2 separate regions of the Homo sapiens genome follow, and region 1 is linked to region 2. A link is a contact called in ENCODE Hi-C or POLR2A ChIA-PET data. All regions are on one chromosome and are shown on one strand. The core of a region is the stretch at or near the end of the contact, and the rest is flanking DNA. Distances in the headings are between cores, read along the strand shown. Region 1 overlaps CADPS2 (calcium dependent secretion activator 2). Region 2 overlaps CADPS2 (calcium dependent secretion activator 2).

Region 1 (7,043 bases), core at 1,481-3,980, 42 kb before region 2:
GCAATTAACCTAAATAATTTAAATGGAATCAAATGCAAGATTATAATCTATGTGTCAAAAGGAGTCTGAACAAGGAGATTAAAATGTTAACACTGGCACTCATATTAGTCAAAATACACCTAGCAATTAAAAGTTTTTTAAATGTTCAACTGTTCACTTTCTATCATAGAGAGTTTGTTCAATGTCTCATATTCATACTTCTTTCAGTCAACACATCTATCGGCATTGAGGAAAGGCCACTGAAACTCAAATCAGGTGGTGTAAATTTATATTCTCACTTGGCCACTTACAAGCTATGTGACTGTTGAAAGCCTGCCTCTGGCAGCTCTTCAGAAAAAAAGATATGTAACCTCTACTACTCGGTTATCCTGGGTAGAAAACCACATCATATGCAAACACTACATATGGCATAAATTGTATTTAACAAGTGGAAAAGTAGCATTTACATAAAAGATATTATTTTACTATCTACTAGCAAGTTCAGTGCCTGGACTATATTAAACATTGAATAAAATAACATGCAAAAACATCCACGGTTATAATACTAGTTTTATTCCTACTCAACATTTATTGGTTCACAATATAAAATTTATGAGAAATATTTTGATATATGTAGAATCATACTGGAAAATTTAACATCTCCTTCAGATTTCTCAAAATAAAAAGCACATAGAGGTTCAACACGACAACTTGCCAAAATACATTATTAGAGAGAAAATTTTACCTCATAAACAGATAAGCTTTTAAAATAAAAACACTGTTGTAATCTATAAGCTTTACAAAAACTGATCAAGTTCCAGAGCAGTGACTTCTAAACATTAAAATTCATAGGAATACCCTGGGATCTTCTTAAAATTGAGATTCTAAAGTAGTAGATGTAGGTTGGGGGCTGAGAATTTGCCTTAATGCTGTTAACTGCCTGGGAACTACATTTTGAATAGCAGGGTCCTAGATCATGAAGTAAAAAAAAGGAACCACATTATATGAGGCTTCAATAATAGAGCTAGTATAGTAAAATAAGAATTTACAACTAAAGGAGGAAAAGAGCAAACAAAAAATTCAGCTGGGTGTGGTGGCTCACGTCTGTAATCCCAGCACTTTGGGAGGCCAAGGCAGGCAGATCACTTTCGAAGTCAGGAGTTCGCAACCAGCCTGACCAACATGGTAAAACCCTGTCTCTACTAAAAATACAAAAATTAGCCGGGCGTGGTGGCACATGCCTGTAATCCCAGCTACTTGGGAGGCTGAGGCAGGAGAATCACTTGGACTCAGGAGGTGGAGATTTTTGGTGAGCCAAGATTGTGCCACTGTACTCCAGCCTGTGCGACAGAGCGAGACTCTGCCTCAAAAAAAAAAAAAAAAAGAAAATTCAAGTGAACTTCTTACCTTGGGGTAATTAAGAAAAACACTATTTGGGCTAAAGAGAAAATTAAAATGAAAATTGTACATAAAAACTGGGCAAAGAAAGCACATTTAAAACTAGAAATGCTATAAGCCAAAGCAATACTCAAAAATATGTACATATAGGGAGAGATAGAGACCAAAACAGAATGTTCAACTGTAAGACTAACATAATCCACTAACCAAAATCAGACAAAGACAGCACCAAAAGCCAATGTACGTTATAAGAAATGCTGCAAAAATCCTAAACCTACTAATGTTTATACCAGATATGCTTAAGTGGTCCAATATGTATTAAAAAAACTCCTAAAGAAATCTGTTACATTAACAGATTAAAGGACAAAACCCATGTGATCATATCAGTAAGTGCTTGAAAGATTTTGATCTAAGTAATTCATCACTTTGCTAACAAAATGTATTAGCAAGCAAGGAACAGTATTCAAGGTCCTTCATTTAATAAAAAATATCTAGCACAAATCACCACATGTAATAGTGAAGAAATATTACACATGTTCCCATTAGATCAGGAAAAAGACAAGGATACCTATTATCATTGCTACTATAAAGTTACATAATGGAACTTTCAGTAAATGCAATGAGAAAAGAAAATGTTAACCAAAAAGAAGCATATGTAGGAAAGAAAAAAATGTAAAAATTGTCTTTCCTGAACAAATTATATAACTACATGAAAATGAAAAAGCCAAGAGAATCTTTTTTTTTAATTTTTATTTATTTTTTTTTTCTGGAGACATGGTCTCACTATATACCCCAGGCTCTATCAATCCAACCAACTCAGCCTCCCAAAGTGCTGGGATTACAGGCGTGAGCCACTCTGCGCAGGTGAGAATCACTTTTTAAAAAACTATTAGAATTGATAAGACTCTGGTAAAGATTCAAATATAAAATCAACATTCAAATAATTAAAAAGTATTACTTAAAAATCTCTCATAATAGAAAAGCTACAAGATGTCTAAACAGTATCACAGCATGTATAAAATCTATTTAGAAAAGCTATAAGATGTCTAAACAGTGTCACAGCATGTATAAAATCTATTTATAAAAGCAAATTACTGAAGGACATTAAAAAAACTCAAATAAGTAAAGAGTTTTCATACTTCTATTTTGGAGGACTCTATACTGTAAATGTGTGAAATATCCCCCTGATTACCCTACAAATGCACCCAAAAAAGCTCAGCTCTTAAAAACTGACATGCATTTACAATTCATTTTCAATGAGAAAAAAAGAAATACCAGAGAACCTACGATTATTCCCTTCTTAGAACAAGCTGTGCTGTTTCCTGCCTCAGGCCCTGCCTAATGCACTTCCTGTTCCCTCTGCGTCACATGCTGTGTACCTCCACTCTTCGGTAATCGCTGGTCAGTCTCACTCATTGGATCTCAGCCCCCAAAAATCCGTTCTTGGACTTCTTTATTTAAGGTAGGCAAGCACATACAGGCCCATAATACACCCTAGGTGTGATCTATCCAATCATCCACTTCAAACTGTGACCATCTCATCTATGAGATGTTTATCCTCTAAACAACTAAACAATGCTTACCCTCTAGCACTCCCATCAGAACTATGTTCCAAGAGCTCAGAAATCATGTCTCTCTTGTCATTTCCAGATAGCTGGTATCACAATGACTGACACATGAGCTTATTGTTCTTAAAATTCTTAAAGCACGTGTCTACTTTCACCATTAGCAGCAATCTAAAAACCTACAGAGCCAAAGAATTACACATAAATACAATGGAATAATATACAGCCATTAAACTGATGTTGCTGAAGAACAATTAGGGACAGGAATTAAAGCAAATGGAACGTAGAGCACAATTCCATTTTTGTAGTCAAATTTATGTGCACAAAAGACATATATGGATGCACATAATACAACAATTACCTCCACTCATATATTTTAAATGACTTTATTTGTATTTAATGTTTTATTTTCACATTTTCTAAAAAAATATGAATTATATTTAAAGGAAGAAAAACTCAATATAGGTTTGTTATTGTATGCATAGGTATGTGTTTTAAGAAAACAGGCCTCTTCACTTCCTCCAACTCCCTTATTACCTTTGTCACAACATATATAAACTCAGAAAAAAACATTCAAAATTATAACCTTGAACTCAACAAGCCACACTGGAAATACACTCAGTGCTGCTCATAGAAACCCACTTAATCCCTGTCCTGCTGCTTTAAAAAATGCAAAATCTTAAGTGAAAAAAGGTAAATGTTGCCAGCATTTGTTCTGTAAAGGGAAATCACAATTCAGAAAGACTCATTTTTTCCCTTTGAAGTTAGGAACAAGAACAAAACCTCCCTAAATTCTCACCCTGCTGCTGCAAGAGGAAGAACAGAAGAGAGAATGTTCTGTGATGGAATCTCATTTTGGAGTCTGAAAGAACGCTACATTGCTGCCTCTGTGACACAGAGCTTGCCATTTTCTATGGTGTTTTCTATCAGAATCACATGAAAATGTGACAAAGCCATAAATCACAGGAAACTTTCACCACTAGATGGTGAGCTTGTGGCTTGGCAGCTCATGCCTCTGATCATTGGTCTCTTCAACCAAAACATTTAAGAAATCAGATATCCATTTGATTCATTTTAAAAATTTATAGTATTCTTTGATGGTAGTTTGTATGTCTGTGGGATCGGTGGTGATAAAAATTTAATGAAGAAAACAAGTACTTTGCAACTAAGCATGATACAAGTCAAATGCAGATAGCTATCAAAACATTTTTAAAATAACCAAAGTGATTACACTTAAGTCCTGTTAAGTCCTGGTTTTCCTAATACACATCTTATATTCAAATTTCTCTAGGGGATGGGTTACTTAATAAAGTGAGAATTCCTGTACTTAGGATCCCTAGTTTTGACCTGCTGCTTATCCTGTCTTTTTAAAACCAGGCTTGAATGGAAAAAAAAAAAAAAAAAAAAAAAACACTGCAAAGCACACTCTGAAGCTTTTGCTTAAGGGACAGCTCTCCTTTGGCCAGTTCACTGTGGTCACTCATTCCCAGCTACCACACTGCTCTCTTATCTCTGGTTCCTGACTGACCTGCACTCTAGTTTGTTCAGAAAAGTCTAGAGGTGAAGCTTTAATCCTAGCCCACTTAGTTTCCTTTCCCCGCATCAGTGCCAAGGCATTAGCAGAACCAGTATTTCTCCATAAGGGAAAACTAATGAATTCATTTTAAACCAACTTCTTATAAGCCAAGACAAGGCATTAGCTATCAGTCATGACTTCAAATAGATACAACTGCTGAGGACTAGCACGTTGCATTTTTCCAGCCACAGGTATAACCTGTGCATTTAGGTTATTTTATTTTTCTTTCAGGAAAATACTCAATATAATTAAACATCTGCTCTCTAACATCCTATACAAATGAATGGCTGATGATTTTAGAATCACTGACAGTTTGGTTTAAAGACAGAAGATCATTTAATTTATTGTTTTTAATAGAAAATTTCTTAAATGACATTTTAAGGAAATGTCAAGAATGTTGGTAGAACTAGAGTGTGTAGTGTAAGAAAAAGATGCGAAATTTAAGCCTTTCTTAAACTGCGGAATTATCTTATGAATGGCAATTATACTCAATATTGTGATACAGAGACACCTCAGGACCCAATGCATCATAAAGGGTCAGTGTTCCTATATCAAATGATGCTGGATTGCCATCCTTTTCAAATTCTTATATGCTCTGTAAGATTTCCTATGTCTTGCCTTGAAGTCAACTGTCATTTTTCATGGTAATTCACTATGCTGCCTATAGAAATTCTTATCCTCATTTGTTTGCTATTTCTAATACCATATACTTAAAAATTAAATAGGCTTACTAAAATTGTACATGAAACAATGAATAAGCTCTGGGGATTGGTAAATAGAATTCTTATCTATCACAACCTTGTGTACTTCAGTGAGAGAACTCTGTTATACTCATTTAGAGATACATTATTTAATAATAATTGTGTATGTATCTTGTGTTCCTTTATTAACTACAAGTTTCTTAAGAACAAGAGCCACATGAATCACCTTTGTAACCCCATAGCTAACCCCCAGCAAGGTACCCTGATAAATGCTGAAAGCATTTTCAATCATTATTATTATTATTATTGTTATTGAGAAGGATTCTTGCTCTGTCGCCAGGCTGGAGTGCAGTGGCACTATCTCGGCTCACTGCAACCTCTGCCTCCAGGGTTCAAGTGATTCTCCTGCCTCAGCCTCCCTAGTAGCTGGGACTACAGGCACTTGCCACCACGCCTAGCTAATTTTTGAATTTTTAGTAGAGATGGGTTTTCAGCATGTTGGCCAGGATGGTCTCAATCTCCTGACCTAGTGATCCGCCTGCCTTGGCCTCCCAAAGTGCTGAGATTACAGGAGTGAGCCACCACACCCGGTCTTCAATTATTTTTATTGTTTACTTCCCTTATATTTTAGATAGTTTAGGTCCAGATGAGTAAGGTTCTAGTAATTTTAACAGTGGAACCAAAGATCAAAACTCTCTATACTTATCAGCTTACAGCCTAAGTTGTGGTCCTTCCAAAATTGCCTTCTCTTTAATTCAGACATGTCACATAATCACCATTCCTGGTTATGAGTCAAGCAACCAGGTATCAGGAGAAGCCACAGCAGAGGGTCTCTGAATGTCAAGGGCTGGTGAAAGGCCAATGCTGGTAGTATACACAAAGGCACCAGTTAGATACCAGGAAATACGTGCCCTATAACTCACAAGAGAGACTTCTCTCCCAAAAGGAAGAAAAAATGCACATGGATACCTTTAATTTGCTACAGCCCTGTGAATGCTTAAATTTGGATAGGGCAGCAAAATGAGGCACACAGCTGTAACATTAGCTCTTCATGGATGTTTTAAATATTTTTAAACTTGCCAACAAAATAGCCCTTTCTCTGTTAAGTAGGAGGTATGGATTTTTATATGTATTAATATTTATATTAGAGCACTGAATGTGCAAACCTTTGTTTTATGATCATTTCTGAAAATATAAATAAGAAGTACTAGCCCTGATTTCTTGAGGCTTTTGGATTTTCTTAATGTGGCAGTCACAATAGATGAGACTCACATTGTTAGAAGCTATTCATAAGCAATTTACAAAATTATAAATTCAAGTTAGGAAAGTTGACTATCTAAATGTTTCCTTATATCTCTGAGGATGTGGAAGATTAGTGTTCACTTTAGAATGAATAAATCAGTATTGTGATGATCTCAGTTCTACAATGAAATAAAAGTGTTTAGAACTGGTAATAATCATAATTTGATCTATGTCATTTTTTTCTACTACTGTACCCACAGAACTAAAAACAAATCTAACGAAATGTGATTGGGAAATAAGGGCCAGAATCTACAATTTATTGCCCAATTAATTATCTCTTTAGTTACTTCACTATATTGGCATGGACAATTAATGGGTTTACAACACCAATGCTGCTTTAACACTGACTTAAATATTTTAAGATGTCTAAAAAACAAATTGACAATCAGAGTCCTGCCATCTATTAACAACAACCCGAATGATTTTATCTTTCTCTCACAGCTTAACATTAATGCAGTCCAGGAAATATTCTAACATAGTAATTGCAACAAATAATACAGATTATCTAAACCATGAGTGATG
Region 2 (7,502 bases), core at 3,230-5,729:
CCATCAATGATAGACTGGATTAAGAAAATGAGGCACATATACACCATGGAATACTATGCAGCCAAAAAAAGGATGAGTTCATGTCCTTTGTAGGGACATGGATGAAGCTGGAAACCATCGTTCTGAGCAAACTATCACAAGGACAGAAAACCAAATACCGCATGTTCTCACTCATAGGTGGGAATTGAACAGTGAGAACACTTGGACACAGGAAGGGGAACATCACACACCAGGGCCTGTTGTGGGGTGGGGGGAGGAGGAAGGGATAGCATTAGGAGATATACCTAATGTAAATGATGAGTTAATGGGTGCAGCACACCAACATGGCACATGTATACATATGTAACAAACCTGCACGTTTTGCACATGTACCCTAGAACTTAAAGTATAATTTAAAAAAAGAAAAAAAATGCACACAAACATGAAATCAGAATGTAGACTCACATATATCCTTTCAAAATCTCATTAAATAAATTGTGAATTATTTTTTAATTAAACACTTTCTATTTTTAAATGCAAAAAAAAAAAAAAAGAAAAGCCATCAAATCAGCAAGAAAAAACTTAGGGTAGGCCGAATTACCAAAATGTAGCCAGGAGAGGCAGGCATGGTGGTATGCACCTGTAGTCCCAGGTACTCCAGAGGCTGAGGCAGGAAGATATCCTGAGCCCAGAAACTTGAGACTAGTCTGAGTAACACAAGGAGATGCTGTCTCAAAAAAGAAGCCCACTATCACCATTAATATTCTTTAAAAATTTTTGAATGTGATATGAAACAGAGTAATACTATATTTTGCAGAAATAATAAATATCTACAGAAAATTTATTAACAATGTTTAGTAAAGAAGCCATGTACATAATAAAAAATTGCAGTCTCTTATACTAACAACTAGGTAAAAATTAACACAAGAAGAAAGCCCATAAGAACAACAAAAGTTATAAAATGCTTAAACTGAGCAAGAGTTTATGTAACAAAACTGTTTTACAATACTGTAATTTAACAAATTGATCAATATAAGAAATCACTCAAATAAATGGAGGAAGAACATGTTTCCTTATGAAATAGGTAAATATGGCAAAAATGTCAATTCCTTTTTAGTTAATGCCTATATTTCTTGGAATATTAGTCAAACTATCAAATTTGTTGACAAAATAAATCAAAACTTAATCTCAAAGAATATGTTGTCAAATACCCTAAAAAAGAAACATGGAAGAGACAAGGCATTGTTGCCTTTCTTGACATACTTATTACAAAGTACCAATCATTAAAACCCTAGTGTATTATCACGAATTTAGAAAAGGAAATTGATGTAAAAAGTAGGAGCCCCAGAAAAAAAACTAATTATATGGAGTTTAACATATGCTAAATTAGATATCACCAAGCCAAAAGATTGGGAAGAATTACTTGAAAAATAATTAGGGATCACCATAGGATACTTTCAACTTAAACCTATACCTTACTGTATAAAATATGCTATAGTAGTGATAAATTTTAAAACCAACTTATCAAAGTAGAGACAGAAATGAAAACTGAGCATTTCTTAGGTTTCTGTAAAGATACTAATTTTCCTCAAGCTTTGCCGCAAGAGTAGGAGAAAACACAAAGCTGAAAAAGAGAAGATCCAAAGATCTGAATATGCAAAAAATGTAGAAAATCTCCACACACCATTAAATAACTAAAGAAAACGAAGAGTTGCCTTAAATTTTCAGCTGTTCTTTATAAAACCATTCTAAGAAGGAAGAACTGAAGACCATCAGCCTGAGTCAATACAATAAAAGTTTAGTACTGTATTTTTTTTACCCTAACTCCTATTAGAGGTAGTATCCAGAATTTTCCACTCTAAGGAAAGTTCCAGCGTGACCACTCAATAGGAAAGAGATGGGATACTCAAAATGGGATAACATGGAGGGTTTCTTTACAGAAGGATGATTTACAAGGTGTGGGTGAAGAGAAACCATTAGGGATGGGAAGCAGGCCTGGGTTAGCAGCAGCTGAGTTGTTACCTCCTAGGCTGGAAAAGGAGAGATGAGGAGCAGCTCCTGAAACCCCAGGAATAGTCACACATGTGGTTGCTTTATGGGGAGCATGAGCTTTGGCTCAGGAACACGGCCCACTTCAGATGCCCCTGCAAGGGAAGAGCCAGGGGAATGAACATTTTGACTTCTCTTTCCTCCCTCTGCTTCTGTCAGGCTCTCCATGGACCAAACTCGACTACAGCCATCCACAGGGGAAAGCCTCTAGAGCAGAAAGCAGGACGGAGGAGGGTGGAAAATGGGTCTAGAAAAGCAAATGAAAAAAATCTGGTACAATGGGATAAGCTCATTGTGTGTCCATCCTCATGAACGCTTTCTGCCCAATTTCTGGTTTGCAGCTGTGTTCTTGCCAGTTTCAACCCTGCCCTGAAATCCAGTAACAGGACCTTGATAATCTGATGCCTTCTCCTATTTCCTCTTTAACCACCACAAAGACTTTGATGCTTAATATCAAAAACCAAAAATTCAAGAACAATCCAAGTGACCAACAATATGATAATACAGAAATGATCATTAAGCTACTATAAAGGCCAATGTAGAAAATGCTTACAGTATTGTATAAGAAAAACAAATGTCATATTTTTATTATGTTAGAGTTATAAGCATGTGAACAATATATGGGTTGAATAAAAAATAGAAAGTTGATAGTAAAAATTGGTATATTTTAATATATACTAGAAATACAAAGATAATTATGCCACAAAATATAGCTAGAAGGTGTAAAGGAGGGAGGAAGAAGACAAGAAAGGAAAAGAAAACCCTTGCCTACACTATCCACTAAGGGCCCAAGCAATGCTTAGGTTGAGGACAACATGATTTTGCTCTAAGGAAAATTAAAGGAAATAAGCTAGGGAGCCTTCAAAGCCTTTCAGTGACCACAATACTAGGAAAATGTTTTTAAGAAGGAACTATAATGAGGGCAGAAATCAAAACAAACTATCATATTTGAATGTGGAAGAAGACACAAGGGAAAAAATGCTTTAATCTCATATAATTAAAGTACTTAAGAGATTGTGTTGATTTTTCAGAATTAGCTTAGGATACCGAAGCTGGAAAAACAAAAGCCTTCATTAAAAGGAGCAATGCTTTCTGTGAATACCAGATAACTCTCATTTTTGAATGAATGCTAGACAAAAGCATGTACTCAATCACACATCATAAGAGTTGCTTTTTTTTTTGGCTTTCCTAATGTAATCACATAGTAGATGAAATTTCTCCTCAACAATATATAAGGATGGAGATAGAAAGCTACAGGACTTAATTACACTTATATCTGCCACAGTGGAAAAAAGGTATCAAAACAGCATCAAAATGATAAGTTTAGGACGACTGACTGACCAACTACTTTGACCTATGGGGTGTCACTGTCTGTCAAAAAGCTATAACCAGCTTTTGGCATGAGGGGATATTTGAAACAAATAGTGAGATCACAACTTAAGATATACTAGTACTTAATGATAATGGACGGTAACCCCAGCACAGCAAACAATGCATGTGTGAGTTCTCAAACAATGAGTCCAGTTCTTTAGGAAGCTATGACATTATATGCCAGATTGTGACATTTGACAAAAGAAAGGTAATTTCACCATAAAACTGAGCAGTCTGACAAGAGAGACTGGGGAATGCTTGACTTGAAATTGCACACTGATGAGAACACAAGAGCTAGAAAAAAGGAGAGCTGACTAATGAAGAGATGGTAAAGAGGGCCATGGGTCTAGCAGCAGATCTGAAATGGGCAGATGAGTCTACATGATGAAATGGCAGGCAAGGGTCAACAGGAGGCAAAAGTGTAAAGTGAAGAAAGGATCCAGGTGAGGACCAGCATGCTTAGAAGGCATTATGAGCAGAGAGGCCCAACAAAAAGGGAAGCAAAGAATTCGAGATGAGTACCTATTGAGGCTGAAAGGAAACTGGGATAACCAGCAGAGACAGGATCATAGACGAGTTAGTTAGGAATCCAGTTTCCAGGCAACTGGGCACCAAGGTGAGCACAGGACCAAACACAAGCCCCAGCCACAGTGAGTCTGTAGCCTTCTGCTTCCAGAAGCTCCTCACACGGCCCCACTAGGGACAGGACGAGCCTCACCTGGAGGTGAGACTGAAGTTACAGGTTGGGGTTAACTGTTACAAGGCAAGAGGCAAAGAACTAGGGGAACAGGAACACAATCCAGATGTAACTAAGTTGGATTTCACATTTGTATGAAACTTTATCCTTTAAAATTAGTGGTAATCACGCCCTTTCATAGTTTTAAAGTTAAAAAAACATCCCGCTTGCCCTTGACTCCAAATGAGATACTCAATGTTATGTTAAAAATCAGGATTCTTTGTTCACTACTACAACTCTCATTTCCAGGAGATGAATCACCTAAACGACATATCTTTTCAATCACTTTTTATAAGAGTTTCCTTCTCAAAGAACATCTATAATATTCAAACTGTGAGAGGAATTAAAAATATCATGGGATATCCTGTTTTATCACATTAATGCACAGGAAATATTTTAGAAGACTGGCACTCAAATATTAGCACAGAAAACAATATTGCTTAACTAAATAGAAAAGTCTTTTTAAAAATACATCTATAGTAATGTATCCTAAGTTACATAGTTTATGCTCAGGGGCTCAGGTATAATGTATACAATCAAGAGTTTATCCAAAGTCACATCAGATAAAGGACAGGAAATCCAGGAAGTCTGATGTGATTAAAAAGGTCAGGCAAATATTTAAGTTTCAGAGACAAAGTGAGTGGGGAGGATTCACATAAGGCTGAAGAGATTGAGCAAACCTTGGATGTAAAGATAGACATGTGGCTTAAAACAACATCAAAATGAAAAAAGGTAAAAAAAAAAAATCATTTTATTCTAAGGCTCCTTTTTTGCATTTTTCCCCCTAGTTTTTAATCATCCTATAAGCTTATAGTACAGGCAAGATCAAGATGCTTTTGAGAGACTTAAAACTTCAAATAAGGCTTCCTAGTCACTATTCCCTGCTGATAAGCCAAATAAATAACCTACATTCTCTATCACAAATCCCAGAAATGAGGGAGAAGAGGGGATACTGTCATCAGTCAGAAGCAGGATAATAAACATAAAAGATCTGAAGTAATAAATACTTTTCTCTCATGTCCAGTAAGTGGTGGCTCAGCAAATTGCCCCCACCCATCTTTGGGCCCAGGTTTGTGTGTGCTAAGATGTGACCCCTGAAGAAGGGACCCAGGACTTATTCTAAGAGCAACCTCACACAAAGCAGCTTCTTGCCTAGCATGAGATGGTCTCAAAAGAAAATGGGTAAAGGTTTGATGTCAGATAAAAAACAACCACAAGCGTGGCACTGCCAGCAACACAAAGCCAGAGTTGGATGCTCTCAGGAAGAAATCTTCCAAAAATGATGGCAATGAAAACTGGAAAACATCCACACAAGAGAGTTAATTTTAAACTCTTGCCAACCCCGGAGTATGAAAATGCCATATGGCATCAGTCTTTCTTGAGTGGCACTGCCCTTTCTCCATTCTCCTCGCTACATCCCCTCAGGAGTCACACACCAGGCCAGCAAGCTTGGGTTGAAAAGCCCTCCACATCAACTATCCCACTGCAGGCTTCCAGCCTAGAGCAGGTTCACATGCACAGGGGAGAGTCTTCAACTTTAAATGCAGTTTGGGCTTTTAACTATGACATAGCACAGGACATGAATTATTGAAATAGTCTTTTGGGGGCTACAAGCAACAGGAAAACTTGATAAATTGTCCATGTTATTACCCAAGCAAAGTTATGGCACCAATCTGAGATTCCATCCAAAGGGGAAGGTTGGTCAAAAAGTACTAAAAGGGATAGAGAGGGAAACACAAAATAGCGTTATGATTGCTCGCCAACACGGTGGTCCCTCATTCAACACAATGGTTAAAATCACATCAAAGAGGAAAACTGAAGCATCTATGTATTCTAAAAATTAAGGAGTAAGAAAATATGATGAGTTCTGGCTGTTTATCTGTAAGATTTCACAGTTAAAATTCTAAAACATTTATTGTAATGCAGGGTACTAAATGGCAAACATTGCATCTTACATATTCCATTTAGCCATATTAAAATTAAAGTGCTAAGGATGTTCAAATATTAAGTGATAAAGGTATTACAAAATCTAGTAAGCAAGGTTTATTCATCTCTACTCCAAGGAATAAAAAGATATAAAACTGATTTAACAACCCAGTGCAAGAAAAATAGCTGTAAAGATTGTACACTAAATTGCAAACTAAAGCAAAAGGTATAAATCTCTGATATAACAAGAAAATCACTGTAAATACTTTACAAATTTTGCAAGTTTTTATGAGTGTGCTTTGTACATTTCAAAAGTAAACTTTAGGCTGAATTTGGTTAGCTACAAAAGTGGTGTTACACAGGCAAACTAAAGCCAAGAATGAGGTATTTGAAATGCCACCTCAGATTATTTAATTGAACTATATATTTATATTCAGATTCAGCATTAAAATTAATATACAGATAAAGGAATTGCAATATTAGTTATAAAGCAGAAGACTATGTTGTGGCAACTCTTTAAATATAGGAGCCAATAATTTTAAGGAAGAGGCTGCCCAGTTATTTACATCTCGATAAGGAGCAAGGAAGAGTGAATAGGCTGAGCACACAAAAATGAGGTCCCAGGAAACAAAACACAAAAGTACTAAAGCTGATTAAGTGGTAAGGACAATAACAGCTCTCTTTCACTTCCTGAGATGATCTTCAAGCTGGCACCACTCCCTTATAGAAGTATGCCATGCTGTGCATGACCCTGCAGCAAATCTCTACCAAAAGTTTCTTAGTATGGCCAGTAGCCAAAGCTGGAGTGCTTATTAAAATGCAGATTCCTAGGCCTCATACCAAACCTACTGACCCAGTATGCCCGGCAGCAGATCCAGGAACATGCATTTTAAAGGACTCCACTGGTGACTTTACACATGTTAGAGTTTGAAAGCCACTGCTCTAATCACCTCAATTGTCTCCCTTCTCCATTATTCTTCACATTCATACCTTTTTTTTTCTTTTTTGAAATGGAGTCTTGCTGTGTTGTCCAGGCTGGAGTGCAGTGGCGCAATCTCAGCTCACTGCAACCTCCGCCTCCTGGGTTCAAGCAATTCTCCTATCTTGGCCTCTCAAGTAGCTGGGACTACAGGCTCATGCCACCATACCCAGCTAACTTTTGTATTTTTACTAGAGACAGGGTTTTGCCATGTTGGCCAGGCTGGTCTAGAACTCCTGAGCTCAAGCAATCCTCCCTCCTCCGCCTCCCAGAGTGCTAGGATTACAGGTGTGAGCCACCGTGCCCAGCCGGTATTCATCTCTTCTAATCTAGCTCAACACTCAACTCCTGTTAGAAATCTGTGATTAAACTCCTTTCAACTCTGATGAGTCTTTTACTTTCTTCAATAATTATGTGTTCAGCTCTGTGTCTTTGGCCATTTTATTGTATTGTTCTCATACC

Evidence for each region. Hi-C counts contacts between places; a loop is a spot of excess contacts on that map. ChIA-PET counts read pairs that join two places held with the same protein, here RNA polymerase II (POLR2A). Pooled maps may share reads with other maps.
Region 1: a loop to region 2 is called in a map of heart left ventricle, with 2.8 times the contacts of the local background. The contact joins two enhancer-like sites. A Hi-C loop is called at or near these places in 3 of 168 maps with a recorded cell type or tissue (heart left ventricle and heart right ventricle), 1 of 37 single-sample maps with no recorded cell type and 2 of 50 pooled maps. POLR2A ChIA-PET finds 5 or more read pairs at or near these places in 2 of 52 experiments (CD4-positive, alpha-beta T cell and WTC11).

Annotation. Positions count from the first base shown.
Region 1 is chr7:122,799,646-122,806,688 of GRCh38, forward strand. The region is part of intron 1 of CADPS2 (calcium dependent secretion activator 2); the gene reads right to left. Among named protein-coding and RNA genes, the nearest start is that of CADPS2, 83 kb to the right of the region's middle. Within about 2 kb of position 2,731, at least 10 of the 41 ENCODE cell types and tissues checked have a DNase peak (open chromatin) inside an H3K27ac peak, as active enhancers do.
Region 2 is chr7:122,840,037-122,847,538 of GRCh38, forward strand. All of the region lies in intron 1 of CADPS2 (calcium dependent secretion activator 2), which reads right to left. Among named protein-coding and RNA genes, the nearest start is that of CADPS2, 43 kb to the right of the region's middle. Within about 2 kb of position 4,480, at least 2 of the 41 ENCODE cell types and tissues checked have a DNase peak (open chromatin) inside an H3K27ac peak, as active enhancers do.